3 separate regions of the Mus musculus genome follow, and regions 1 and 2 are each linked to region 3. Evidence: chromatin loops called from intact Hi-C (ENCODE). Cell type or tissue: left cerebral cortex. All regions are shown on one strand. Links, peaks and the distances in the headings refer to the core of each region. The heading gives the core; the rest is flanking DNA. Region 1 holds the start of Upf1 (UPF1 regulator of nonsense transcripts homolog (yeast)). Region 2 holds the start of Tmem59l (transmembrane protein 59-like). Region 3 overlaps Crtc1 (CREB regulated transcription coactivator 1).

The links. Hi-C counts contacts between places; a loop is a spot of excess contacts. Peaks named below come from ENCODE experiments on the same cell type or tissue, not always from the same donor. Only the 100,000 strongest peaks of a DNase experiment are listed, where the experiment ranks them.
Region 1: it touches region 3 in a loop (2.3-fold over the local background); 2 of 42 quality-filtered maps call a loop at or near these places.
Region 2: a loop joins it to region 3, with 2.7 times the contacts of the local background. A loop is called at or near these places in 3 of 42 quality-filtered maps.

Annotation. Positions count from the first base shown.
Region 1 is chr8:70,349,937-70,359,641 of GRCm38, forward strand. It overlaps Upf1 (UPF1 regulator of nonsense transcripts homolog (yeast)), which reads right to left and starts at 3,343. Exons shown (of 24, transcript NM_030680.3): 1 at 2,842-3,343. The coding sequence starts at 3,057. In left cerebral cortex, for the core only: a CTCF peak has its summit at 5,316 (motif pointing left); DNase peaks (open chromatin) are centred at 1,552, 1,946, 2,771, 3,100 and 2 more places; H3K4me3 peaks cover 3,108 bases; H3K27ac peaks cover 3,185 bases.
Region 2 is chr8:70,482,374-70,492,078 of GRCm38, forward strand. Tmem59l (transmembrane protein 59-like) reads right to left here and starts at 4,975. Exons shown (of 8, transcript NM_182991.3): 1 at 4,795-4,975; 2 at 3,855-3,999; 3 at 3,664-3,761; 4 at 3,302-3,454; 5 at 2,707-2,809; 6 at 2,359-2,473; 7 at 2,161-2,278; 8 at 1,482-2,061. The coding sequence starts at 4,944. The coding sequence ends at 1,930. 1700020G03Rik (a long non-coding RNA gene) reads left to right here and starts at 5,434. Exons shown (of 2, transcript XR_870493.2): 1 at 5,434-6,481; 2 at 6,565-8,318. In left cerebral cortex, for the core only: no CTCF peak of the experiment used is centred there; DNase peaks (open chromatin) are centred at 4,230, 4,544 and 4,911; H3K4me3 peaks cover 3,064 bases; H3K27ac peaks cover 1,359 bases.
Region 3 is chr8:70,410,682-70,420,386 of GRCm38, forward strand. All of the region lies in intron 1 of Crtc1 (CREB regulated transcription coactivator 1), which reads right to left. Among named protein-coding and RNA genes, the nearest start is that of Crtc1, 24 kb to the right of the region's middle. In left cerebral cortex, for the core only: CTCF peaks have their summits at 5,004 (motif pointing right) and 7,450; DNase peaks (open chromatin) are centred at 5,030, 5,648, 6,480, 7,500 and 1 more place; H3K27ac peaks cover 4,003 bases.

The sequences.
Region 1 (9,705 bases), core at 1,164-9,163, 61 kb before region 3:
AACCCAGTCCCATAGCCCCACCACCACCACTACAGTTCCCTCTTCGCTAGTCCTTGTCCTGACAGCACCTACAGTAAAGCCCTACTGTTTCATCTCCAGTAGTGGGTCCTGTCCCCGTTGATTTCACTGTCAAAAAGAAAGGTGAGAGCAGTGCTCAGGAGAGAAGAACAGGGGGGGTTTCTCCCACAAGCCTGTATGCAAATGACAACTAAAGTCACCTTTCAGTACTCCAAGGAAATAGGAATCTGAGAGTCAAAAACTGGGAAAAAAACAGCCTGTCATATCTCAGGGACACTCTACCTGGACCTTCAGGGTTCTAATGAATAGTGGGGCCTTTCGCACAGAAAATGGGGGTTCTCTGATATTGAGATAACATCTAGACTTCAGGGTCAAATCTCTACCCAGTCAGCATCCAGAGCCACACAAGACTCCAGAACAAGCTTCCCCTACAAACTTCTCCCACAAGCACCTTCCGGGTCTGTGCTGTGCAGTCACTCCGTCGCAAAAAGAAAACACCAACACATGCCAGCAAGGGGCACTCAGGTCATGACAGCAAGTGAGGAGGTAGGCAGAGCCTACAGAGTGTCTGCCCAACAATAACAGGGCCCCGAGTTTGGTCTGCACTTCAAAGTAGTGAGCCACAAACACAACAGACACAGGACAAGTATACTATGCTATCTATCCAGCACAGGAAGGGCCTGGGACATTTATATCCACAGAGGCCACAGGACTATTGGTGGCTGAAGAGAAGCTGAGGGTGCAGGGACTCGGGATGCTAGGATATTACTTGGTATTAATGATGTTGGCCCAAAAGGCCACTGTGCTGCCAGCTTTCCAGGGATAAATGCAAGCTCCATGACCCTGCTTCAATAAAGCTGGGAGAGGACCTCCATTGGCCAACAGGAGGAGCTCAACCTACTGGGTGGGGGGTCCAGCCTCCTTGGACCCCCTGAACAAAGGCTGTGTGACCCATTTACCTCAAAGGACAAATAAGGAAAATCAATGTTTCTTGGTGGCAGAGGGCCCTGGGTATGCAAGGAAGGAGTTTCTCTCCACTTTCCAATTCTGTTCACTTTCTCCCCACAGATGCAGGTCCTCCGAATACAGGATTGAAGGCGCTCCCTCCCTTCCTTGTGATGAGAGGCCACAGGTGGGTGGCAGCTCATGGCTCAATCTATGATTTCAACTGGCGGAGCAGGGCACACCCATGTGAGCACACGCACAGCCTGAGTCTGCTCTGCACATTAGCTAGAGCTAAAAGACCTTGAGATGAAGCAGGCCACTTCCACTCGTCTCCCCAACTGCGCCATCACAGCCCTTCTCCAGGTCCATGAGGCCCAAAGGAAACAAGGAAGGTCTACCCAGTGGGGAGACTAACAGGAGGACTAGCTTGCAGGGCCACCTCACTCCTCCAGGCAATCTGCCCTCTCCCCACCTCCTTACACTAAAGGTAAACAGCTAGAAACAACAAGCTGGCACACCTGATCCGCATCGCAACAGGAGCTGAGTCAGCCCTCTCCTTCTATTCGGGCTGAAAATGAGCCCAAGTGGGTGGTCTACCCACAGGCATGACTCAACCAGCCAGCTTGAAGGCCCTCCCAGAATGCGGTCTGAGATCACTGCTGAAGACTGGTGGTGGCTCCCTAGCCCTAAGTACAGATGGACTACAAGAACACCTGTGGCTCTAGCCTGCAGCTCCCCCCCCTCCCCGAGAGAATACAGGAAAACAAAGCCAAGAGGTGCCTGACACCAAGCCAGCCATAGAGAGGGAGAGCATTTGATGGGGAGGCAGAGGGGGCCTGGCCCTGGCCCAACCTGAAATGCCTACATCGGCAGCCTATCATTCAAAACAAAAGCCCCTCCCCAAGGCACAGTCACCCATGTGGTACCCATTGTGGGTAAGGAACAAAATTCAAACCCAACTTTTCCAAGCAGAGCCTAGGAGTTACATAACACCGGTTTCAGCAACAGGCAACCCAGAAGGAAAAACAAACCGGCAGTCACCTCTCCATCCACAAAGTGGGCTATTTCCACTTGAGGCGACAAAACCCTGGCTCTGCTCCAGGGAACCCCTAACCCAAACTTGAACTTGAACCCTGGCTGGAGGGGGTGGTGGATGAAGTGGCAAAAGGGTGAGATGGGGTGGTTGGACTAGCCAAACAGGTGACCCTGGAGGGCAATGTGGGTCCGTCCAGAGGATAGCAACTGTGGACAGGTCACCTTAGACATACCTAGGAGGGGAGTGAGGGAAGCTCTGGCTTAAGCCTTGAGCCGAGCAGATCCTGCGCTACAGGAGGGACACTAATGCAGGTCACTGCCCAGCCTAGCAGGGTGGAGGAAAAAAGGACAGGTGGCAAGTAGCTGGGACAAGAGGCTGGGAATCAGAGAAGATGGTAGGTAGCTGGGTGGGCCAGAGCAGCAAGGACTAGGGCAGGTAGCAGGAACCTGAGTCAGGTGGCAATGACTGTGGCAGGTAGACCTGGAAGAGGTAGTTGGAATAGGGTGGAAGCAGAGATCTGGGAAAAGGGCAAGTAACGGGAACCAGATCTGGTAATAAGGTACCAGAGACCTAGGGCAGGTGGCGGGTACCTGGGCAGTTTAAACAAGAATCCAGGGTGGGTAACTGGAGCTGGCCAATAGGGACTTAATGTTTAAGGAGCCAGAGCAGGAAGCAGTTACCCAGGCTTGTTAACTGGACCTGAAGCCGGTAGCTCGGACCAGCGCCGTCTAACTGGGACCTGGCTCAGGTTCACAGGGGCCCAAGGCTGGTTAACTGGGATCTAGCGCCGCAGCTCCCGCGCCCGCCCGGCTTCCGGCGCCGCCATGCGCCGCTCAACTCACTTGTGCGTCGAGCTGGCCGGCCGCGCCGCCTGCGCCCGCTCCGCCCGGGCCTCCCGCGCCGCCGGGGCCGCCGGGGGGCGTCTGCGTCTGGCTGGGAAGGGTGAAGTCGGTGAATTCGAACTCGGAGCCCTGGGTGTCGGCGCCGAGCAGCTCGGCCTCCTCAGTGTCCAAGAAGGTGAGTGTTTGCGAGCTGGGGCCGTACGCCTCCACACTCATCCTGCCGCCCGGGCCGCGCCTTCAGCGGGCGCCTCACCGCACTCGAGCCCGAGGCTTCGGCTAGGCCTAGGCCGTAATCCGGAGTAGCCGCTGCCGCCGCCCTGAGAGCCGGGCGGGCTCCGAGTCGGCCTCCGAAAGCAGAGCCGGGCCGCCGGTTCTGAGCTCTGAGTTGCCGCCGCCGCCGCCGCCGCCGCCGCCGCCGCCGCCGCCGCCGCGCCCCTCCGTAACGCTGCTCGCCTCAAAGCCGACCGCCGCTCTCAGACCCCTGGACAGGAACCGCCGTCGCCGCCACCGCTGCGGTGCGCGTGCGCGAGCCGGACGCCGGCACAGATGCGCGTGCGCGAGTCCGACGCCGGCGCAGGCGCGCGCGTTCCTCCCGGAAAGTAGCCAACCGCACCGGAGCACTGGGAGCTAAGCGGGAGGGCGGAACTCGCCGTGCGCCTGCGCGAAGAGGCGGGCCTTCAACCGCCTAAAGGACCTGGGCTCGCGAACTTGGCCCCGCCCCAACTGCTGCCTAGCGGTGCGCATGCGCGCATGCGACGTCCTCACCTCCGGGCTTCAGGGCTGGATGTTCGTTAGGTGCTGATTGAGGCTCTCTCCAGAAGGTTTTGGGTGTGGAGCCTGTGGCACGGGGACCACGCACCTGCACTCCTTGAACCTTAGTTACCCCGTCTGTCACTTGGCTCGTGGCCATTCTCAGTATTCATCGATTGAATAAATGAGTAGGGAGCGGGGACTCTGCCAAATGGTAGTCACTGCTACCCCGAGCACTCCTGAAGCCTGTGAAGATAAATGCTTCTTTTGTCTTGCGATCAAGTCGCACTGGTCCGAGCTAGCCTGGGAATCGCTGAGAAGGGGTCAGGTCCCCTAGAACTAGTTATGAATGGATGTGAGCTCCTCTTGTAAGCGCTGGGTGCACAACTCTGAGCCATTTCTCCGGCCTGTTTTGGTTTTGATTGAGGGTCTCACACTGTAACCATGGTTGGTTTGGAATTCGGGGGAATCCTCCTGCCTCAAAGTGCCTGGTGGTGGGGTGACAGGTGTACATGCAATGTTGACCACGGAACTAAGGGCTCTTGTGTGCTAGGCAGAAGCTACCAACTGATGAGCATCCACAGCCAGCTGCGAGACTTAGAGAAACACTCCTCCCTGGGTTTCCTTCCCACTCTTCAGTGGAGGAAGTGTAAGTGTTGCAGCTCTGAAGGGAAAGGCATTCCCCCCACAGAAGTGTATCTGCTCTGCTTGGGCAGGGGGAGGGGTGGAGGTGGTTCCCCAAAGTGTTTCAGCTGTGCTCCAAAAGATCCTGGCAATTGGGAGCCAAGAAATAGAACAAAGTCACAGCACACAACAAACCTAACACGAGATTTATTGCGAGGGAAAAACCCAGGAGGGTGGCTGCCTCTGCTTGGGTGGATCTCCCAGTAAGGACACTCCTTAAAATCCAAGCACTCAGGAGTCGAAGGCAGGGAGATCTCTGTAACTCTGAGGCCAGCCTTGTCTACAGAGCGAAGTTCAGGACACCCAACATTACATCATCTCAAAACACACAAAAACAGATGCTGAGTGTAGAGGCGCAGTCTCCCAGGACTCTGGAGATGGAGACAGAGCAAGGATTCAAGGTCATCCTAAGTTGTATAGCAAGTTTGAGGCCAGCCTGAGGTATATTAGAACTTGGCTAAAAAACACAATGAAACAAACAAAAACAGATAAGTAAATGTTCCATCAGGCCAAGGATTAGTTAGCCCAGTTCGCTGCAACCTTCCATAGAGGGACAGTAGTGCCTGTAGCCACTGCTCAATAAAAGGTTCTCTGTTGCTTTGTTGTTTTTCAATTCTTAGTACATTTATTTAGTTGTGTGTGGGCACACTTGTACATGCACAGCACATGTGTGGGATCACAAGACAACCTACAGGTATTGGTTCTCTCCTAATAATGGAACTCGGATTTGGTGACAAGCCCCTTTACCCACTGAGCCATCTCATCAACCTCTTGGGTCAGTCAACAGGATATAAGATTAAACCACCAGAGTCCAGACTTCAGTTGTCTTTTTGGAGTAGGATCTTTGAGAGTTCGAGACCAGCCTGGTTTAAAAAGTGAGATTCCGGGGCTGGTGAGATGGCTCAACAGATAAGAGCACCCAACTGTTCTTCTGAAGGTCCTGAGTTCAATTCCCAGCAACCACATGGTGGCTCACAACCATCCCTAACAAGATCTGGCGCCCTCTTCTGGAGTGTCTGAAGACAGCTACAGTGTACTTACATATAATAAATAAATAAATCTTTTTTTTAAAAAAAAAGTGAGATTCAGGATAAACAAGAGAACCATTGTCTCAAAAAATTAAGCCTGGCGGTGGTGGCACTCGCCTTTAATCCCAGCACTTGGGAAGCAGAGGCAGGTGGATTTCTGAGTTCGAGGCCAGCCTGGTCTACAGAGTGAGTTCCGAACAGCCAGGGCTACACAGAGAAACCCTGTCTCTAGAACCCCCCCCCAAAAAAAATTAATTAAATCTTTAAACAAGACAAGTAATTGCTCAAGACCTCTTCTCAGGCAGGAGTCCTCCAATCCTGCATGTGGCACATGGTGTGCTCTCAGTCCCACTGAAATCGGTGGAAAAGAATTAGCCGGGCGTGGTGCATGCCTTTAATCCCAGCACTTGGGAGGCAGAGGCAGGCAGATTTCTGAGTTTGAGGCCAGCCTGGTCTACAAAGTGGGTTCCAGGACAGCCAGGGCTATACAGAGAAAACAAAACAAAAACAAACAAACAAAAAAAAGACCAAAAAAAATTTTGTTTTTGTTTTTTGAGACAGACCCTGCCTCACACAAGCTGGAGGGTGAGGAGGCACACCTAGCATCGTCTGAAGTCAAGGGCTCCTGTGGCGAATGTCCTGTACACACAGGCTTGTGCTCAGGCTATGCATGTCTGAGATTTCTCAATAGTGTCCCAGTGTCACAGCAATGTGTGCTTTGTTAAACTAAGGTCACAGAGGAAGTGTGGGGCCACTCTGTTTCTCCTCCTTCTCCTTCTCCTTCTCCTTCTCTTATTTTTAAATAATAGACTTTGTTAGGAAGGAAAAATGGCCAGACCTGTAGTTTATATACTGACTCATGTCTGATGGTCTGTAACCTCCGGCCATGGGAAGATGAACCCACTTGGTGGGTCTCAGACTTCAAGACAGGAAAGATACATAATGAAGTGGCCCAAAGTCTGGTACTGGGGCTCAGCTTGGAGCTCAGTTATTGTACAGTGCTGGTAACTGAGTAGGACACCTCTTTATCTGACTGCACAGGACCCTGTGTTCTGTCTCCAACTTCTCACAAGCTGGGTGTGGTGGTGCACAGCTGGCCCCACCCCCTCCCCCACCCCAGCACTCAGGAGATAAACAAGATTTCAAGGTCATCTCAGATGAACAAATTTGAGACCAGCTTGTAGATACTTTGTGGGTTCTTCTTTCTTCCAATATTTCAATCCCCTAAAACTAGATAAGAAAGAAAAAAAAAACAGAGAGGAAAGGAAGAAAGAGATCTTTAAATAAAGTCAGGGATTGAAAAGGGGGCCACAATAGGTTTAGAATATTTCCTGCTGATTAGGAGTTATTGAGTTCCTTGCAGGCAGCTTTGATCTTTGCCATCAGGATATCTAATTTCTTCTTGTTGTGTATCTTCTTTGTGCGTAACTACATAGCAAACTGCAACGAATCACTAACCAACACCCCACCCCTCTTGGGGCTTTCACATTTGTATACCCTCTGAAAAGTCCCCAGTGTTCCAGAGCCACACAGTTACAGAAATTCTCTGCAGCTGGCACAATCACGCCCCTGCTAGAGCACAGGACAAATCATAGTCAGCTGCCATGGACACTGGGAACAAAGCTGCCCCATCTTCCACACCTGGGATTAAAGTGACCAAAACATTGTCTTATAATATTTCTGTGTTTTTCAAAGAAACCAAAACTGTAAAATTTCTCACTATCCCAGCCTGTGCAACATTATGAGAGGCCCTCTCTCTCAAAAAAAAAAAATATCAGAATAGGAGGCTGGAGGGATGGCCCAGAGGTTAAGAGCACAGGGTGCTCTCCTAGAGGACCTGGGTTTGGTTCCCAGCACCCCACCCACGTGGCAATTGTAACCCCTGATACTTTCTTCTGATCTCCATGGGTACCTGGCATGGGCACCAGGTACAAGCGTGATGTACAAAGGTACCCGAAGGGAAACATCCAGACCTGTAAGATAAATCTAAAAGATTTTTAAAAATCAAAACAGAAGGCCAGAACCTTTAGTCCTAGCACTCTGGAGATGAGGCAGGTGACTAAGAACTCCAGGCCTGCTTGGTCTACATAATGAAACAATCTGAAAAGCAAATAAATAAATCAAATAAATGAATCAAGAGTTTGAGAGATAGTGTCTTAGTCAGGGTTTCTATTGCTGTGATGAAACACTGTGACCAAAAAAGCAAGTTGGGAGGAAAGGGTTTGTTCAGCTTAAGCTTCCACATCACTGTTCATTGATGAAGGAAGTCAGGACAGGAACTCACACAGGGCAGGAACCTGAGGCAGGAGCTGGTGCAGAGGCCATGGAGGGGGGCTGCTTGATGGCTTGCTTAGCCTGCTTTCTGATAGAACCCAGGACCACCAGCCCAGGGATGGCCCCACCCACAATAGGCTGCACCCTCCCCCACTGATCACTAACAGAAAACGCCTTACAGCTGGATCTCATGGAGACATTTCCACAAGGGAGGCTCCTTCCTCTCTGATGACTCTAGCTTGTGTCAGGTTGACACAGTACCAGCCAGCACAGGTGCCTCAGTGAATAAGAGGGCTTGTTACTCTCACAGAAGACACAGTTCTGTTCCCAGAACTCACAGTGGGCAACTCAGTCTCCTGAGATTACAGATTGAGGGGATCTAATGGACTCTTCTGACCTCCAGTGCTACCTGAACCCATGTACACACACACACACACACACACACACACACACACACACACACACTTACACTTGCACACGCTCACACACATGCACATACAGTCATTCACACAAACATTCACACCCTTACAATACACATACTCATGCACACTCATACACACACTCAGACACACTCAAATTGCATACACACTCCCACACATTCACAATTCACACAATACACATTCACAATGACATACATAATTCAAAATCTAAAATCTACCTGGCCCTATGGCAGGAGAATCAAGAGTTCAGGGTCATCCTAAACTATATATTGAGTTTGAGTTCAGACCAGGTCTCAGAGAAAGACAGCTCAATCCAACCATGGTAGGGCATGCTTTTTTTTCAGGGGGGATTGGGGGAGGTTTCGAGACAGGGTTTTTCTGTACAGCCCTGGCTGTTCTGGAACTCACTGTGTAGACCAGGCTGGCCTCGAACTCAGAAATCCGCCTGCCTCTGCTTCCCAAGTGCTGGGATTAAAGGCGTCCGCCACCACACCCTGCTGTAGTGCAAGCCTTTAGCTTCAGCACTGGGGATGCTGAGGCAGGAGGATTATGAATTCAAGGCCAGCCTGGGCTACACTGCAAGATTCTGTTTCTAAAATAAATCAATAAAGCCAAGGTTGGTGGTACACATCTTTAATCCCAGCACTCAGGAGACAGAGGCAGGGGGAATTTCTGTGAGTTTGGGGGGCAACCTACAGGTTTACACAGCAAGTGCCAAGCCAGCCAGGGCTGCCTATCTTAAAACTACAAAACCAAAGAATAATCAAATACACACAGCCCTCACAGCTGTTACTCTAGCTCAGCCATCACAGCTCAGATCCTGGGGAGCCCCAGTGATTTACACAGAAGGCAGAGGACTTGGCCTGTTTTGTAGATGGTTCTGCACCGTATGCAGCCCCTAACCCCACAGTGGACAGCTGTGGAGCTGAAGCCCTGCCCTGCGACATCCCTGGAGGATGCCTTTGAAGGCCGATCCTCCTGGCTAGCTAGAACCTCTACCTGCACACCTGGTGCTCACTCTGGAGGTAGTACAATCTGGTCCTGTAATTACACATTGATTCACAGGCCGTGTCTGTGACTTCTGATGGGAGACCAGGAGATTGGAAGGAACAGAATAGGAGAATTGGTGAAGGAAATGGGACTGGGGATAGACTGTGTAGACAAATCTCTAGGTAGTGAGACCCATCCCACGTGGATATACACTGATGGGGGACCTCAGCATTTTAAAAATTACACTTATTTTATTATTGAAATGAGGAGCCCTTACCACAGTGCATATGAAGAAGTCAGAGGGGGGCTAGACAGATGGCTTAGTGGTTAAGAGCACTGACTACTCTTCCAGAGGTCCTGAGTTCAATTCCCAGCAACCACATGGTGGCTCACAACCATCTGTAATGGGATCCCATGCCCTCTTCTGGTGTGTCTGAAGACAGCTACAGTACTTATATACATACATAAATAAATACATCCTTTACCTGCTGAGACATCTCACTGGCCCAGCACAGATGAATAAGTGGGTGGAGAGTATGCTGCATTCTCTAGACAGGCAACCTCCTTCCTGGCCTCCCCTGTCACTGTCCAAGGTGCCCATGAGTGAGGTGGCCATGGTGAAGAACAGAAGTTATGCATGCTCTCACTCACAAGGATGGCCTAGGCTATGAATGTGGCAGAGCGCCAGAGGTGTCGGG
Region 2 (9,705 bases), core at 570-8,569, 71 kb after region 3:
CCTCATAGGATACTTGAGTCCTTCCCAAGCCATTCCAGGTGTCCCTGAGGTACTGCAAATCCTGTGATCTGACTGTAAAGGCAGGAAAGCTGCAGTCAAAGCCAAACCGGGTAAAGAGAAACACAGGTAACACAGGCTCAAATTGGATCAAAGGGCTGAACTCTGTCCCGCATACCTATGAAGCCCAGGGCTCCATCCCAGCACTGTATCAACTATGCATGGTGACCCATACCTGCCATTCCAGCTCTTGGGAGGTGGAGGCAGGAGGGTCAAGCAGCCAGCCTGGAGGAGGGAGGGAGGGAGGGAAGAAAGACAGATTTCTGTGATCCTGTGACTAGATTACAGTGAGCAAGGGTTGGTGACTCCAACTAGACTGTGGGGACCTTGATGGTACAGCTGTATTTGGGGGTGCTGTATGACAATAGAAACCAGAAGACATCCATGTCAGTAATCAAACTTGTTCTTGACTAGATAGGACTTGGAGGGAAACTGGAGAGGGTCGTAAGGGCAAGAGGATCTAGGGTTGTCAAGGAAACCAAGGTGGATCAGGAGGTGAGAGGACAAGCATGAAGTTGGAATAAGGTAGAGTTCCAGGAAAAAACGGAGGCTACTTAGAGGTTCCCAGAGGTGAGGACTGGAACTGGGCTAACTGGTTAGAGTAGGCACTTAATTTTGTGTGTGTGTGTGTGTGTGTGTGTGTGTGTGTGTGTGTGTGTGTGTGTGTGTGTATAGGGGTGGTCATTGTTTCCCAGTGCCAGGGAGAGTGCCAAGGTGTTTGGATTGCTACAAGAGTGCTCCAGCAGTGAGGCCCTCTGCAGCCTGTGCACAGAATTCATGCTACTGAGGATACACTCCAAAAGTCATTGCAAGAGGGCCTAATGGCACACCCCACTTACTTCGCTTTCAGACTGAGGGAGGAATATTGACAGTTCTTGGCCAGCTTGGCCTACATAACCAAAAAACAAAGCCCGCATAATAAAGGCAAGAGGTGCGACTCAGTGGCTGAAAGACATCTTAGAATCCCCCAGTGAGATGCTGGAGGCGTGGCTCAGGGGTGGAGCCCTGCCTAGAACCCCCAGTAAGAGGCTGGGGGCATGGCTCGTGGGTGTAGCCTTGCCTAGAACCCCCTAGTGAGGGACTCATGCCTAGGATCTTCTTACTCCACAGGGGGCTCTAAGTCTGTTAGCAGTGGGTCAGAGCTCTGCCCCTAAGAGAAAAAAGGGATGCCAGATAATCACAAAATTATCAGCAGATTTCAAGGGGGTAACCTACTGATTTTACAGGAGGGCCATCAGGTCCGTAAAGGGCACAACCTCACTCAGGCTACACAGGTGGGACGGGCTTTGTCAGGGACATTCACTCACTAGGTTTGTGACCTGTTTGTGTCCCTCTTGCTCTTTAAGAACTTCCTGGGCTTCTCCAGAGTTGGAAGAACCCAACCCACCCAGCCCACCCTAGGGCAGGCACAGACTGAAGCAGGCTCAGCCACCCTATTTTTTATTCACTTTATTTAAAGGTTTATATCTCCTTATCTCCTCCCAGGAAGGAGTTCTCACCACTCTGTCCTTGTGGGGTTGGGTTTCCAGAGACAAAGGGAAGGAACCTTAGCAGAGGGGAGCCCCTGAGACCTCAGCCCCACAGTGAGGACACAGAGAAAGAAAAAGCAACACAGATGAGGTTCCATACTCAGAACATGTGAGGAATGTCAATAAGCCAGCCCCTGGGAAAGCAAGATGGGGGGCCAAGGAGGCCAGACCCTCCTCTCTCGGCCACTTAGGTCCACTTGTCTCAAGGGGACTAAGGGATGTGCTGGCAAGAGAGGGAGGGAAGACTGGGGGGTGGATAAGCCCAAGGTTGGTCCCCAACCTGACCTTGGGATTTAGGGTACAGAACGTAGGGAGGCCCCTGCACTTGGCAGTAGGCTGGAGATTACAGCGTGGTCAAATCAAGCTTCAACTTGTAAGGAGGTGTGCTGTCCTCATAGGCAGGCGGCGGCAGGGGTGGGTATAAGGGCCAGTCAGACTCCACCAAGAGGCCCTTGTGCTGTTCTGCAGTTAGAGGCTGTATAGATTGGGGCAAAAGAGCCTTGTCTGGCTTCCCAAGGCAAGCAGGACCCCCCCCCCCCAGCATGCAGCCCTAGCCATCATGACTGTTACTCACCTGGAACTTGAGGTGCTGGCCTGGTGTGGTGACCAGAGTGCAGCAACTCAGCCAGAGCATGATCAGGATGGACAGGAAGAGACAGCAGAATAGGACCCATCGAGGCAGCCCGGAGCGCCTGTACCAAGGACAGGCATCGCTCAGCTACCTGAGCCTCCCATATCTGCGCCCAGCCCAGCCTAGACCACTGGCACCTACCGGGACATGCAACTGAGGAAGTCACTCTCTTGTTGGTCCTCAGACTCTACCTTGGCTTTGCTGGTCTTCACTCGGGGCTTAGCCTTCCTCACTTTGTCCAAGGGGCCTACAGGGTCTGAAAGGTGGGGGGCATCTCAGTCCCAGTCTCAGCTAGAAGGACAGCCTGGTAAGGAGTGGGAAATAGATGCCAGGACTCGGGCAGGAGGATGTGTAGGGCTGGAATAGAGGTGCAAGGGATCTTGGAATATGACCCACAGAATGTGGAGGTGGACCATGAATCCTGGGACCACTGGACCCTGGGAGACTATGGATTCCACGACACTGATCATGGATCTATTGCAATCTTACCCATGTGCAGTTCTAGGGCCTTGGGGTGGGACCTCCTCCAGGTCACCTCCACTCGCTGCAGATGGCTCCCTTGGAATGCAAAGTTCTCTGCTACAGGCTGAGTCTGAGCAGGGAACAAAATGTTACAGAGGTACCCTCTGAGCCCTGGCAGACTCATCTCAGATGCAAGAGGGCTAGAGTTCCTTGTCCAGGTGGCCCCCAGTTCTCCCAGGAGTCAAGCGGGAGAACACCATCCCATGGGCTGTATCCATTAGCCTTAACACCTCTGATGATCCCTAGAAACAGGAAGATGCCCAAGCCAACGACACAGAATTACAGGATTGACCTACATGGTCATGTGACCCAACCAGCCAGTGCCAATCAGAGTAAACCCTTTTCAGGTAAAGCCCCAAACAGAGGGCAGGTAATATGGCTCAGTGAACTAAGGTAATGGCTGCCAGGCCGCATGAACTGAGTTCAGTCACCGGGACCTACATGGATAGCAAGAACAGTGTTCCTGGATGTAATGTTGCCTGAAGTTCTCTCATGAGGACTTCATATACCATGAGGCAACCACGGGATGCCACTCCGGTTCACTGTGCCATTGTTCTCTCACCTGGAACACCACCACTTTCCGGTTGTCTGTCTGAAGGGAATATGTCCAGGAGGAGGATAGAAAGCCCTGGGCAGAACTCATCAGGTCGCTACAGAGCATGGAAAACAGGTACCGAAGGGAGAGGCGCCCCCTGGGCGGGTCCAAAGCCAAGTCCTAGGAAGAGGAAGCCCAAGACAAACTGGTGCTGGAAAACTGGGCTGTGCTGATTTAGACAACTAGTGTAAGAAAACCTGAGTTTCAGTATCCAACAGGGACCCCTGCCCTGCCATATGTCAGCTGTGTTCACTTAAGGGGAAGAAGCCACACAGTCTTTCTTTGAGTGCTTGGTTTTGAGATGGGGATTTATAGGTTAGGGGGTTCACCTTCTGCTCCAGCTGGGTCTCAGGTTCAGGGATCTGGCCCCAGCACCCCTCACTGCAGGCCCGTTGCTCCGCTGCCTTCACGTAAGCTTCTGTGCAGGCTGTGGGCCACAGGATGGAGTCACTGGGAGCTGCTTCCCAGGATACCTCTGCTGCAGGCACCCCCAAAGTGCACCCAGCCCTGGAGGACTCACCTGCTTCACATTCTGTCTCTGTGGCATTGGGCCTAGAGCTCTTGGCCACAAAGCGGCAGATGGAGAAAAGCCGACAGCCACGCTCACAAGCACTGATCAGGATAGCCTTGTTATTCGGGGACTCTGAGGGACCCTCTGGCTCAGGCTGGGAAGGGAGATAAGAGACTCAGGCAAAGGTACTCGGGGAAGAAGGCTGGGGTCCCCCTAAGAATCCACGAGACTGAAGTCAGGTTTCAGAAAGCCAGGATCATCATGGGGGGAGGGGTGCCTTCTGAGAAACAGCAAGCAGCTTTCTAAGCAGGCTGGATAGTGGCCTGCACAGTGGCCTCTCCAGGATGGAGGCTGGCAGAGGGCTTCTCAGAGAGAGGCAGAGCTTGCACTTGGGAACAGCCTGGAGCAGAACTGTCTCCAAGAAGGCAGTGAGGAACGTGGGAAGAGAAGAGAGCCCATGGGGGAAGGAGGGACAGCACCAAGTAGCCTTGGACTGTGGGTGGGGTGTGCTCCAGGACCTCTCAGGTGCAGGTCTCAGCCTCCCTTTGGCATGTCCCCACTTACAGTGTTCACCCCAGGTGCCAATTGATCCCTTCCTAGAAGGAAGGGCAGTTCTGAGAGACCCCTCCCCCTTCAAGACACCCTCATTGCAGGCACCTCAGTTCCTCCCACTCCTGAAGATCCTCCATCCTGTCGCCCCACTATTTCTAGAGGACTCTCTGGCTCCCACATCTCTTTAGGGACTCTCAGAATCCCGCATCCCTCTGCCAACCTGAGGAACCCCACGTCAGCTCTTTTCTCATCCGAGGTTCCCCCATCCAGGCCCCTTCCCAGGACCCCAATCTGCACTAGCATACCAGGTACTCGCATCCCCTCTTCCATCTGAGGGTCCTACACTCAGGTCCCTCTCCTTTTCCAGTCACTGGGTTCCTGAGAGTCCATCTGTTACCTGCGCAGGAGGCGAGCCAGGGTGGTGCTGGCGACACCGCTGCTGGCACCTCTGAGTGTCCCCGAGCTGCGGAGCGAAGGGGTCACGCGCTGGGGTTGGGGTGACCAGTGACGCCAACAACAGCAGCAGCGGCAATGCTACCGCAGCCATGGCTGAAGATGCGCAGCGCGGGCCCTGGGATGCGGGACCGGGTGTTGACGTCACTGAGCGAGGCAGCCTGGGAAGGGGGGGGGGGTGTGCTGCGGCGAGCGGGGCGGGCAGGTGAATCTCTACTCCGGTCGGGGACATATTCTTGATACTCATGGTCCGGCTCTTTGACCGGACTTGGATCTGCGTGCCGGGAATGACAAAGAGGACCTGGCTAGATACGGTGACAGGCCTATCTCAGGCCACTCAGGGATGAAGGCCAAGAGCAACGGGGCAGGGAGCATCTAAGATCCTTAGTCAAGGAATTTTTTAAAAAGGGAAGAGGAGTATGGACAGGGCAATGAAAGAAGAGAGAGAGAGAGAGAGAGAGAGAGAGAGAGAGAGAGAGAGAGAGAGAGAGAGAGAGAGAGAGAGAGAGAAAGAGAGAGAGAGAGAGAGAGAGAGAGAGAGAGAGAGAGAGAGAGAGAGAGAGAGAGAGAGAGACCAAGAGGATGAGGAGGTTGAAGGCCTGGGAGGATGGAGGGGGAGGTAGAATGAGAAGAGGAAGAAAACGGAAAGTGGGGGAGGGGAGGGGTAAAAAATGGTAAGAAGGAAGGAAGACAGTTAGGGAGGAGGGGAAACAAGAGGTGTTTGAGGACCAGGAGGAGGCGGACAAAGACTTGGGAGTGGAGAGAGAGGGAGTGGAGGAGAAGGGAGGCCAGAAGGAGCGAGCAGGACCATAGAGCTGGAGCCGGGGTGGATTTGAAGCATCTGAGGGCGCGGAAACTAGCCGACCACCAGCCACAGTTGGCCTGCTTCCGGGACACTAAGACTCTAGGGGGAGGTACTCTAGGGGCAGCTGCCTCCTCCAGGAAGTCCTCGAGGAACTTCAGGGAGCAAAACTTAAGGTGGTCTCCCTCCATTTCAGTGCGGAAAAACAGACCTGAGGGAACCCATTGTCTCCCTGGGACTCGGAGGCCCCCAGCACTCTAACAAGGCCTCTGAGCCGCTCACTTTTCCCATCTGGTGGGAAAACTTGAAGCAAATAGGGACACAGTGGCTTCCGTCCTGGATTCGGAGGTCTCCACGGTTTCCTCCGTCCGGGCGCCAGGGCGCGGGCTCTGAGCCCCAGTGGCCTGCTTGGCACAGGTGCCTTGCGGCCTGCGCGTCCAGTCGCTCCGCCCCAGTAGACGAGGAGGCCGCTCGCAGGGTCGTCGGGTCACAGGGAGCCGCAGGTTCCGGTCGGGAGGAGGGGCTGGCGCGCCCGGGTCCCCGCCGGCCGTTTGCTTTCATCTCAGCGGCCGGGGCCGGCCCCCACGTGGCTTAATCAGGCGCGGCTGTGCCTGGCGGACCTGAACATCTGGATCCCGGCGCGGCCCCTCCCCCGCCCCTCCCGGGCTGGGCCTCTCTTCCACCAGCGCACCCTGGGCACGGTCCCTGTGCGCTGGGACCCCAACCGTTTCCTCAAGTCGGACGCCTTGGCATATGCCCATCATCCCAACACGCGGAAAGGCTGAGGCAGAAGAATCGGTGCGAGGTCCAGGTCAATCTGGGTTAGGACGTGAGTTCTAAGTCTGGCCCTCTATAGTGAGCGAGACCCTGTCTCAAGAAACCAAACGCAAAGCCTGTTTCCCCAATTTACAGGTGGGAAACCTGGCACCCGGACGCCTGGGCAGAGCCGGAATTCAAGTTCACACTTGTCATTTGCAGAGTCCCGGGCACTTAACCCTTCTGCAATTACGGTCCTTCATTCAATTTCAAACAAACACTCCTTTCAACAAAGATTTTCTTGCCATGACTTTTTTCTCTGACAAAAACCCTATAGGGTAGGGCTGTCCCCCTTCCAAATTAGGTCATTGGAACCCGGAATGGCACAGGGGATGGGCTTAGGTGACATGATACAGAAGAGGGCTAACAGAGGCTGCCAAGCTAGGGAGGATGGGGGCTGATGACAAGGCGGGCCTGACAGTCTCAACAAGAAAGACCGAGACAGGAGGATGGCCGAAAAATCGAGGCTAGCTTGGGCCACGTGACACCGTGTGTGTGTGTGTGTGGGGGGTCATCGTCCAGTGTAAAAAAGAACTTCCCATGACTCTTTGCAGAGAGAGAAACTGAGGCATGAGGGTTTGAGTCAGAGCGACCCAGGGCTGAAAGTAAGTTTGTTGGCTTCCAGCACCCCCTCCTTTTCCGCTCCCCGAGGCCGCTGGGGGTAAGCGGAAGAGGACTTGACCCCGGCCCCCCAGGTGAGCCCCGACGCCCCTCCTGGCGTTCCCGGGGGAGCTGGCCCAGGTGAGGGGCGGGCGGCCGGCGGGCGGCCGGGGTCGGATTTCAGGAAATCCGCCGACATTCCTTCGGGGCTTAAGAGGGAAAGTTGACTCGCCGCCGCCCCGCGTTCCCCCCCCCCTCCACTTCCTACCCCCCGGGGCGGCGCGGCGGGGGCGGGGGGCGCTGTCCGCGTGAATCAGCGGACTCCCGGCGTCCGGGAAGCAGCCACCCGGTCAGGGCAGGCCGCAGACAAGCGCCCTTTGTCCCTGGCCGCCTTCGTCACGACCCTGCTGACCCCCACCCCCAAACGGAGTCCAGCCCGGCAAGGCAGGGTGGCGCCGCTGCCTGCTGTCAAGGGAGGAGCGATGAGAGGAGGGGTGCGGTGCTTCCCCCATACGACTGGCTATCCTGGGACTCAGCAACAGTCTTTTGAGGATGCAGAGGAACAAGGACCACAGACTTGGTTGGCCCCAGAGCACCCAAATCCAGACTGGGACCTCCCCACATCCATATCTAGTACTTAAGTTGCAAAACACTATAAAATTGAGGTCTGGTGTCCCTACTGTCTAGGCTGTCCCCGGGAGAAAGGCTGGAGCACCCATAGGCCCTCAAGCAGACTCTCAATACCCCATTGCTCAGAGCGCAGCCAGGTACAGGCAGGAGGGGGAGGGCTGCTCCTGGAGGAATGGTCGGTCACAGGGAAGGGCAGGTCCCCGCTCTGCCCTTCTGAGTCCGGCAGGCTTTGATTTTTACTGGCCCTGCTGCTCTAGCAAAGCTTTAGTGGTTCACATTTGGGAATCTGAGGCTGGGGAAATTTCTCTGATTTAAACCTGCCTTGTTCCTCCACAGGAGATTCCTGGGTAAAATGTTCAGGGCTAATAAAGAGCCCTTCCACCCACCCCTTCTAACATTCCCAGCCACCTTCAATGACTTAGGTCAATATTTGTCAGAAAGTACACCATAACTACCTTCCTTTCCTAAGCAAAGAAAGGCCTGGACTGGCGAGGAAAGAGTTAATTCCACGGGAACACAGGGAAAGGATGGGTGCACCTTAAGGCCAACTTCTTTGCCCCAAAGGGTAAAAAGGTCATCCAGAGGGTAGGGGTTAAACACCAGAGAGGGCTGTGCCAGTTTGGGTCAGACAGCTAAGAGGGGTGTGTGCAGTACCCTGCTCTGAAACCCAGCGGCAGGACACTAGCCGATGCTGTTTTCTGGCTTCTTGGAGGGACAGGATTCTTTTATGACTTTTTCTTTTTGTATTTACTGAACTCCTCTGGCCCTCGCTTGGCCCAGCAGCATGGAATCTGGGAAGCCCTCAGGTATTCAGGACTAGCAAAATGAAGTAAGTGGCTAGAGAGCAGGCGCTTTCAAGAGCTGTGCTGCAAAGACGGTGAAAGAGTGAAGGTGTCGCTGGGGAGTTGTGGGAATTCACAAAAGGCGCGAGGGAAGTTTTCCCCGAAGCCACAGGCAAAGAAGGAAGGCTCCTGAAAACAACGAGCCCAAACAGCCAGCGAGCTGGAGAGGGGAGCATCTGGTATGGGCACGGGTGGCAAGGCAGAGTTGGGTCTCATTTCTTTCAAAGTCCCTCTGCCTGTGACGAAAACAAAGACTGAAGGAAGACGGAAGGAACCCCAGAGGAGGGCCTGCAACATCCCGGGAGGCGGAAGGAGCCCAGAGGAGGGCCTGCAACATCCCGGGAAGAGGATGAGGGGCCTGGACCAGGAGAGGGGTGTGTCAGAAGCTCAGGATGGGGGTGTGTTTTGGAACCAGGGCCAACCGGATTGCTGATGGATTGTACGTATGGGAAGAAGGGGAAAGCATTCAGTCACGCAGCTCCCAGGTCGTTGCCTGCAGCACCTGGGTGCATAGGGGAAGTTAGCCCTTTCCACCCGGGACTGGGAGGAGGAGCATTCGGGAACAAGTAAAATAAAGATCTTTGCTCCAAAAGCCTCCCAGGAGTCGAGATTCCTACCTCTCTACCTATATGGAGACCGGAGCGAATAGGCGTTGTGGGGGAGGGGCGGCAATGGTCCTGGAAATGTAGCCAAGACCCAGGTCTCCACAGAGCCTTAGGCCACCTGGCCACATTTCTCAGAGGAGACCTGCAAGCCAGTGCCACCTCTGCATCCCACCGTGCTAATCAGGTTTTAAGTTTGGGGGGATTTTCTTTCCCGTACTTGATTCTTTACACGTAAACTTTTAAGTTGGTCCCAGATTAGCCACTGTACAAAAGAAGAAACTGAGGCACAAGTGGCCTAGTTTGCCCCCAGCAAAATGGCAGTGGCCGAATTAGTTTTTATTTCTCTCCTTTGTCATTTGAAGCTTCTTGGAGGACCTTTAAGGAAGGGGCTGAGCCTCCAAGGGAACGGCTGTATGGGAGAAATCGAGCCCTTTACTCTCAGGGAGCTGTGGCTGGGGGCCTTTACCAAACCCGTGGGGTGGGACCACCCGGGAACTCGCATTTCAAGCGCCGCCCCACCAGCAAAGACCTTGCAGGCCAGAGACCTCCCTTCGTGGGCA
Region 3 (9,705 bases), core at 973-8,972:
CTCATCTTGGGTGACACACAGAGCTGCACAGGAAACAGAGGTCCAGCCTGTACCCCTTGTCCCCAGGTGACTTGGAGGCCTTCAGCATGTCCACCCTGACAGAGTACAACTGTGGCAGGTCACAATTCATACATGTCATTCTAGCACTCAGGATGGGGGCTGAAGCAGGAAGGGCAGGAGGTCAAGGCCAGGGTCTTAGGGTTTCTGTTACTGTGATGAAACACTATGACCAAAATCAAACTGGGGAGGAAAAGGTTTATTCGGTTTACATGTCCACATTGTAGTACATCACTGAAGGAAATCAGGACAGGACTCCCACAGGGCAGGAACCTGGAGGCAGGAGCTGATGCAGAGGCCAGGGAGGGGTGGGTGCTGCTTACTGGCTTGCTCTCCATGGCTTGCTCAGCCTGCTTTCTTACAGAACCCAGGACCATCAGCCCAGGGATGGCACCACCCACAGTGGGCTGGGCCCTCCCCCATTGATCAGGAAATGCCCTATAGGTGTGCTTACAGCTCAGTCGTATGGAGGCATTTTTCTCAACTGAGGCTTCCTGCTCTCTAATGACGGCAGCTTGTGTTAAGTTGACATAAAACCAGCCAGGACAACCAGTCTTGGCTACATGAGACCCTAACAGCTGTATGAAGCAGGAAAATTTAAGGCAAGTTACTAGAGGAGTGGAGGATTTCTGTTAGTTTAACCTCCATGGGGACACCTGGTAGTCTGCATGTGAAGTGAACAGCAGGCCAAGGCCAGGCCCTCTCCACAGTGATGGGAAGCACCATAGCTCCCCCTTTAGAGCAACAGCAACGATACCAGGGGAAAAACTCGCCAACCCAACCCCAATGTGCTAAGCCACCTAAGAGCCTCAAAGATTGAGCACAGGTGGGCCAGCCAGCTATGAAACAAAAACTCAAAACCCAGGTGCACAAGGGCTAGCAGGCGGGGTGGTGCCCTGCCCTATCAGGGCTGACTTTCCAGAGCTGTTCCTCTAATTTCAGGAGCACCCAACGCTTGTTATCAAGACTTGGTCTCTGCAACAAGGATGAAAGATGGGCTGTGCAAGCTGGTGGATCCATAGCTGACCAGGCAGGCTCTGAACCCCAGAACACACAGCATGTTTTCACACACGATGGGGGTGTGTGTGGATAGATGGATGGATAAACATTTTTGAGGAGTGTCACTATGTACTTGGAGCATCAAGGCAACCTGGTATCAGCCTGACCTCTGAGGAAGCTAGACACTGGACACTGAAGTCAACCATGACAGTGGCTACTCAGTCTGAAAGATTGAGCCCCACAAGAACCCAGATGCCCTGGCAATATAGCTGTGCTGGCATACTCTGGTGCCAGCAGGCTGACCACACTCATTTGATGCCACGGGTTTGGGACAATTGAAAGGTCTGTCTCATGTCTTCTAGGCCACTCACTCCTTACCTGTCTGGTTTAAGTTCTGTCCTTGCCCTGGAATAAGCTGTAACTGTGAGTCAAAAGCTCTCAGAGTTCTGAGGCTTCCCAGCACACTGTCAGGGCAGACAGTGAATCTAGGGTGATGAGATCTCAGCCTGTATCCTGTAAGTACCACCCCCACCCCCACCCCTGCCTACTGCCAAACCACACGCCCTGTTCCCACTATGCTGTGCTCCTGAGACATACCGGCGAGCCTTGATCACATGGGTGAGGGAGCATGTGAATAAATGAATGAGTTCATGAGTGAATGAATAATGGCCACGAGCAAATGAGCACATAGATAAATAAATGTGAGGAAATAGGGGTGAATGGCGTGCTCACTTGGAGCTGCCCACCTTGGATAGTCCACACTGCATCTGAAGCAGTGGCTCTTAACCTGTGGGTTGAGATCCCTTTGGGGTCCAACAACCCTTTCACAGGGGTTGCGAATCAGATCTCCTGCATATCAGATATTTACATTATAATTCGTAACAGCAGCAAAAATACAGCTATCAAGTACTAACAAAATCTTTTTATGGTTGGAGGTCACCAAAACATGAGGAACTTGTTCTATTAAAGGGTTGCAGCGTTAGGAAGAGTGAGGACCACTTATCCTCAGGCCACACTGGCCACCTTGGACTGCCATATGGACACTGGCCCTTTGAGGGACCTTCAGGAGCTACAGCAACTCCTGGCTGCCCTGGGCAGAGTTCAGGGCCCACACTGGTCATGCACCTCCTCTCTCCCACCCTCACAGCTGCTAACATCACAGCCTTCTAGCTCAAATACTGCAGGTCAAGCCCAGGGTCCAAAGTCAGGACCTCCAGTTCTCCAAACAGCCTTCTCCATGATTCAGAGAGCCCACCTAAATGGATGGTAGGCAGGCAGGCACTCACATGTTCACTTTCCCCATTGTTGGTAATCCTCCTGCCTCAGCCTGAGTGCTGAGATTACAGGTGGGTGCCACTAGAGAAAACAGATGACACAGCTAGAGGGCTCCAAGCACCACTCTTCTGCATCGCTGGGTGCCATCCGGACTGCAGAAAGGACTTCATCACTAGCTTGGCCATAGGCTCTGCTTTCCACCCCATGGCCCTCAACAACTCTTGGCCACGAGCTGACCTACACTCTTGGATCATGAGCCTGCAGTATGGAGTCCCTGAGACTGTGCTCGCTTGTATTCAGAACCAGGGCAGGTGAGTGGAACCTGCAAGCCTAGCCTCATTTCCTGCCTGCTGGTTGCAGCCTTGGATCCTTCTAGAAAGTCAGCCTCTATCCAGCTGACCTTCAAAGCAGTGCCTGGCCATTGGAGTCAGGGTGGGAGTGTCCCTACTGTACCTTACATTGCTGTCCTGTGGTAAGAACTTCTCCTGACAATCTTCCCGGTCCCTCCTGCTGACTCGAGCCGAGGCTGAGGCCTGGCTGTTTTATTAGGTGGTGCCACTGCTGCTGCTGCCCCAGTATTTCCATGAGACGTTTACAAGTGGATTGAGCTGCCGCCGCTAACCTGTGAACTGAACTGCCAATTTCCAGACAACACTGACAAAGTTGCTCCCAAAAAACTTTTCTAAACAGTTCCACTTCCCCTATATCCTTTCTTTTACACTACCTCTATTGGGTAGTGTGCTAAAAAGAGGTTAAAACATTTTAAAAACATCATTAAAAATAATATTAAAAAATTAAAGTTACAGCAAATCCCAACTGAATATGGTAAGACTGGGTTACAATCCTAGAGCTACCCAACTACCGCAAGCAGGATGGCTTGAAGCCATGGACATTCCTCGCCTCCGTTCCCCTGGAGGCTCCTTTCTGTCTTGTCTATCTACAAACCCAAGGCAGCCTGGGACTTGGGGTCATGGCTCTAGCATCTACAGTCCACACTGTACCTCCTATGTCTTGGCCTCAGTCCATGTCCACTTCTGTCTTCTGTTCGCATGGCACAGACCTCAGTATCTTTGAGCCCCATGATCAGCAGCACCCAGAAAGGTCAGCTTTACAAGAACCCATAGACTCCTCCGACTCCTACGCCACTGTGATGATCCCCACAGCTTGGTGGAGTCAGCTGTGAAGTGGAAACCTGTGGCTTCTTTGGAAAGTCAGTTTTGTCAGATGGTGTTTTGCTGGGGCAGACATGTTTTCCTAAAGCAGACACATGTGAGAGGATGTTTTGCTAAAGCAAACATGTAAGAAGACACATGATGTCAAGAAGGACACAACAGACGCAGGCGACACTGGATGGTGTTGGTACACCTTGCCATTCCTTAATTACCATTGTTTGTCCTCACTTCATAGAAATGCACCAAAACTCTTGGTGGTTTTCTGGCAGCTTCTGGCTACTTCCTCAGATTTGGGATGACTGGCAGAGTGATGTCGGCTGAGTTTTGCTAAGACAGACTCACGTGGTGAGGCAATACCCATGGAAGGACACATGATGTTTGGAGGAGGGAGTACACATAGGACCCAACATTGATGGCAAGCTTGCATGGCTGGACTTACAATGCTTCAGTGTCTCACTCATATCTTCATCTTTGCTGATTTTCACTTCATTCAGAGAGGCATAATATAGAATTTCTCCTGCCGGTCCTGGTGGCTCCTGCTGACTTGTGCTGATTCATTGAGGCCTGGGTGTTTCTGCTGGGTCATGCCACCACTGCTGATTCATGTTTGCTCTCCTGACACAACTGAACTAGACACCTGATATCCTGACAATTAGAGATTGAACTCGTCCCAAAGAACTGTTTCTAAACAGGTATGGTTCACTTCCCCTGTATCCTAATACACTATTTCTTTTCACTATCTCTGGAGGGTGATGGGCTAGAAGGAAGGTTAAAGCATTTCAGAACTCTTATTAAAAGTAGGTTTTCAAAAAACCAAAAAAAAAAAAAAAAAGTAGATTTTAAAAAAAATTGAAGACTACACAGGTATTCCAAGTTTGGTGGGGCCAGGCGTGGTGGTGGCCTTTAATCCCAGTACTTGGGAGGCAGAGGCAGGCGGATTTCTGAGTTCGAGGCCAGCCTGGTCTACAGAGTGAGTTCCAGGACAGCCAGGGCTACACAGAAAAACCCTGTCTCAAAAAACCAAAAAAACAAAAACAAAAACAAAAAACCCAACCAAGTTCAGTGGAGAAGTTTCTAGAAGAATTAGCAGACTCTCATAGCACCCCCAATCAGAAAGTGACCTAAGTATGGGAATTTTGTGTCCACAGAATTCCTGACACCCAACCCAAACAGACACCAAAGGGCACTGAGCCAGCCCTGGGAATTGGCTCTCACCTTAACCCAGGAATCACCTTGAGACTATATTATAAAACATATATCTTAGCTAGGTATAGTGGTGCATGCCTTTAATACCAGCACTTAAGAGGCAGAGGCAGGTGGATCTATGAGACAGAGGCTAGCTGGGTCTACAGAGAGAGTTCCAGGAAAGTCAGAGATACACAGAGAAATCCTGTCTCAAAAACAAAACAAAACAAAACAAAACCATGTATTTTATTCTATTTTTAATTACATGGGTGGGTGGGTGTCTGTGTGTAGGCATGTGCACATGTCTGAAGATACCAGAAGGGGGCACTGTAACACCTGGAGCCTGAAGGAATCCAGGTTCTCTGCAAGAACAGTGCTTACAATTCCTAAGTCCTGCGCCATCTCTCCAGCCCCCTAATTAAGGACTTCAGTTCTGCATAAGGTCACAGCCCCTGCCTCTGGAGCATGAAGACACATTGCTGGGGAGACACAGTACAGTCTACTCCCCTGATGGACAACTCACGCCTGGGAAAGAGGCATGCCTGCCAAAGAGACATGGCCTGCCTAGCTAGGAGGTAGCTAAGGTGGTGGTGGGGCTGTTTTATAGGGGGCCGGGGGACCCCCCCCTCCCACTGCAGATGGAGCACCTCCCCAGGTGGACAGCTCAGTGGAGGCATCCCTCTGGCTAAACTCCCTGGGATGGTATGACCAGCGCGTCATAAAAAAGCCACCTCTGGCCTTGTATGGAGCCACTCTGGGTATCTCCTGGGGAAAGGACCTGGCAGGCCCCATTTTCCCTAGGAGATCTGAGCAACCCCACGCCCACTATCCCCTCCTAGACTCAATGTTCAGATGGAGTGGCCTTGGGCAGGCCAGGACTGCTTGTAGTCACCATGGCAACAGGCTGGCCTTGTAAAGATATTAAAGAGAGCAGGCCAGCTGACACTGGGGCTCTGTCCTGTGCAGAGAGTCTAGTAGGAAAGAGTAGGAGGGGAAGGCTACGAAAGGGATGTGTGTTCCCTGCACGCTCAGCTTTCCCTTCCACTGGCTTGGCCCTCTGCTCTTTCCAGCCTCATAGCCTTGCATCAGATAAGCCAGCAGCAGCTACCTCAGGGCTTCTGCATGGAAACCAGCAAGGGGCATGGCAGTTGACTAGAGCTCCATGGAACTCTCCATTCCTCAGTTTACCATCTGAACCTCCTTAACAGAGGGCTATCTCCTGCTTGCTTGTCACCTCCATGGTAGCCAGGAAGAGAGCCTGGAAGAGAAGCAGGGCTTGGCTATGCAGGAAAGCAGCTAGAAAAACACTTGCAGGATTATCCAGAAGAGCTGCTCTCGGGACCTCAGGTGGGGACACAGCTGCTGTGCCTGGACAGGGCAGCTGCCCCTCTGCTAATGGCTGAAATGGAGAAAGAGGCTCAAAGACTAACCCTGGCCTTCCTAGTGTTAGGGCAGCATGCACCCCAGGAGAGGCCGATAGCACACAGTCCTGGGGGGCCCCACCCTTGGGCCACCTATCCAGAGTTCTCTGAGAGGGAGAGCTAATCTCCCTGGATTCTAAAAGCACAGCAGGAGGCAGCAAGCTCAGGGAAAGTTGGAGGAGCTGCTGAAGTGCAGGAGGGCAGGGACAAGGGCCTTGGGGGGAGTGTGTGCAAGGGCAGGGACCTAAGACAGCACTGAAGCCACGCCTAGATAGAGACTGGGACTCCTTCCCCACTACATCGGACACCTTGACTGCCTCCCCTGCCCATGCTGCCCCAGCCCTGTCACCACCCACGTCCCCAAGCTCTCCCGGAGAGGTACCATCTGCTCCCTACAGCTAAGCTCTTAGATTCCACAGAGCCAGGCTGTTGCACTGTCATGGCCTCACACGAGGATTTCAGCTCACCTAGGTGGAGCAGAACCAGCCACCAGGCAATAAGGACTGGCTTGCTACAATCTCCAACAATGGGAAGAGAGGGCTCTAGCGTGGCAAGGAAGATGGGGACAAGAACTGTAACCTCTCATCCAATCCACTCCTGTGGAGAGGGTTTGTGTGCCCCTATTCTAAGACTTTGAAATACCTGATCTCTAGATTCTTCCCCTCTCTGCCGTGGATGGGAGTCAGGACCCATACGAGCCATTGAGGACTGAAGGCAGGACCCTATGCTCAGCAGGGCGTGGGGACCAGCACTCAGGCTCTCATGTGCTCACCCCAGCCACCCACCGTCTCCTTCTCTGCTCCCTTGCAAGTCTAAAGGAAGATGCCTGAGCCAGAGCCAGGATATGTTTTTCTCACGTGCCCTACATGCCTGACGGACCCACCCGAGCACAATCCAGTAACCTAGAGCACCCGAGGTTTAAGTGTGGCAGTGATGAGGGATTGGCAGGGGCAGCCTGGTGCAACTACGGACAGTGTGCGAGGGGCTCGGGCCAGTCCCTCCTCACCCTGGCAGCCCCAACCCTGCTTCCCATCTCTCTAGATGTTCTGGACATTTCTCGGCCCCACAGCTATACAAGATGTGGCCTTTCAAGTCTGGCTTCTGTCATGTCCTGTGTGTTTGGGGTCCATCTGGCTCACTGCATGCCCCAGGAGGAGCACACAGCGTCACTGTTTATCTATTTCTCAGATGACTGACACTAGGCATGCTTTTCTATCTTTTGGCGGTTGGGAATAATCTGTGAACCTAAGTATGCAAGTGTGCGCTGGAGCCCCTGCCTACAGATCCTAGCGTACACCTGGAGGAGTGGGAGCTGACTCGCTGCACACCAGGGGGGGAGCTGTGGCGCTGCCTGGCAGTTCTGGGCTCCCTGGCTGTGGCGTCTTCCCCGGCAGCTGCATGTGTCAAACTCCCACAAGCTCGAAGCTTCCAGCCTCACCTCCTCCCCAACACTTGTTCCTTTTTGGGTCTCTTTGTTTTCGCAGTGCTGGGGGTGAAGCCTAAGACTAGAAGCACACTAGACAAGTGCTCTGCCCTGACAGGATCTCAGACTCTAAGCTTCCTGCCCTGCATCTGAACATTGGGGCTACAAGTGTGCACCAACCACTAAGCTCAACTTTTATTTTTATGATTTCATTTAAATTGTCTTAATTGTGTGCACGAACCACACCTGTTTGCAGGAGTGCACAGGGCCAGAAGTGTCGGATTCCGAGGTCCCTAAAGACATGCTGGGAGCCAAGCTCAGGTCTGTGCAGAGCAGCGGGTACTTCTATTGCCTGATTGATCATGTTTTTTTAGATAGTCTCATATAACCCAGACTGGCTCTAAGCCCCTGCTGCAGCCTCCAGTGCTGGGATGACAGGCATGCACTACTACCCAGTTGATCTTCATACTTTTGATTCTGAAAGAGCCAAAGGTTCCAACTCTTATATTTGGGGTTTTTTTTCCAATTAAAAAATTATTTTATTTTTGAGACAGGGTCTTACTATGTAGCTCTGGCTATTCTAGAACTCAATATGTAGACCAGGCTGGCTTTGAACTCAGAGATCCACCTGTCTCTGTCCCTGAGTACAGGGAATAATAAGCCACCATGTTTGTATCATTTGGGTTCTTATCTCTGCTCTGCTGTGTCACCAGGATGACCTGGTACACTGAGGGCACTCTGCCCTCAGAAGGGAACAATGCCCAGGTTGATAGAATACATGGAGGAGGACACAGGCATGCAGATTCCAGGCTGAGTCAGCACAGCCCCCGTGGGCCTCTGGCCTCCCCCATCTCTCCAGCCCACTATAAACACAGACTCCGTACACAAGCACGGCGGAGCCTCGGAATGCTTTAATCAGGCTCTGTAGCCGCTGCCAAATTTCCAGACCCGGGAATGAGCGGGTCTGTGGCGGGCGGCGCCGGCTGTTTCTCCAGACGGTGGTGGAGGTTGGACACAGGCACTTGGACCCAGAGCTATGACGGGTCCCTTGGGGTCTGTGCAGAACAGCTGTTTTTGTGGGGCCCTCATTCCTCCATAGGGTACCCCAGCCCTTCCAATTGGCCAAGTTCCAATTCCTGAGTGGGGTCTCACAAAGGGAAGAGACATTTCTGAGTCTTTGGTTTCCAGTAAGGGAAACTGAGGCACCAAGGGGCCACAGGTCAGAAAGGAGTCTCTGTTAAAGCCAGCTTGTCCCATGAGTCAATGGGAGGTGTCTTGGGCATTGGGCACACACCTTTAATCCCAGCACTCTGGAGGCAGAGGCAGGCAACTCTCTGTGAGTTTGAGGCCGGACTGCTCTACAGAGCAAGTTCTAGGACAGCTAGGGCTATACAGAGAAACCCTGTTTCAAGAAACAAAAACCAAACCAATCTAAACAAAAAAACCTAGCTGTGCTGGAGACTGGAGCTGGAGCTCAGTAGGTGGAATGCTTGTAGCTAAGTCACAGGATACTCATCAAGTACGCACAAAGCCCTGGATTCTGTTCCTAGCACTACATACAGCAGGTATGGTGGCACGAGCCTGAATCTCAGGAGATGAAGGCAGATGATCAGGGATTTGAGGTCATCCTTGGTTTCACACAGTGAGTCAGCCTGGGTTACATGAGAGACCCTGTCTCAAAAACAATGAAAATGTGGAAAGCCTAGAATACCCACATACCTCAAGTCCTCAGGGAAGCAGCACCAACAGCCTGCTAAGACCAGGCAGAGCCCAGAGGTGTCAGGTCTTCCTGCGGGAGTGCACAGCACTGGGCCCTTCTGTGCTGAGCTGAGGGCTTGACCAGCTGCCGCCCACTCCTGGCTGGGCTGGGCCCTGCCAGGCTGGTTAAGTATGGGACACTTACTGGGTTTAAGCTCTGTGCTTGAGTCACGCCCCATGTAAGTAGGGACCTACGATGGGAGGCAGCAGGAGGCTGTGGGGCAGGTGACCGACCACACAGGGTCTAGTTACATAGCCTAGGGTGAACAGGCTTGGGGACTGTTCACCCCCTCACTTCACTAAACAAATTTGTGCCCTACCAAGAAACTCACACCTACCTAAACCTCTAAAGGTAGCTGCATTAAAAACTGGGGTCTCTGCCGAGTCAGCTAAAGGTCTGAAACATGAGGGCTGG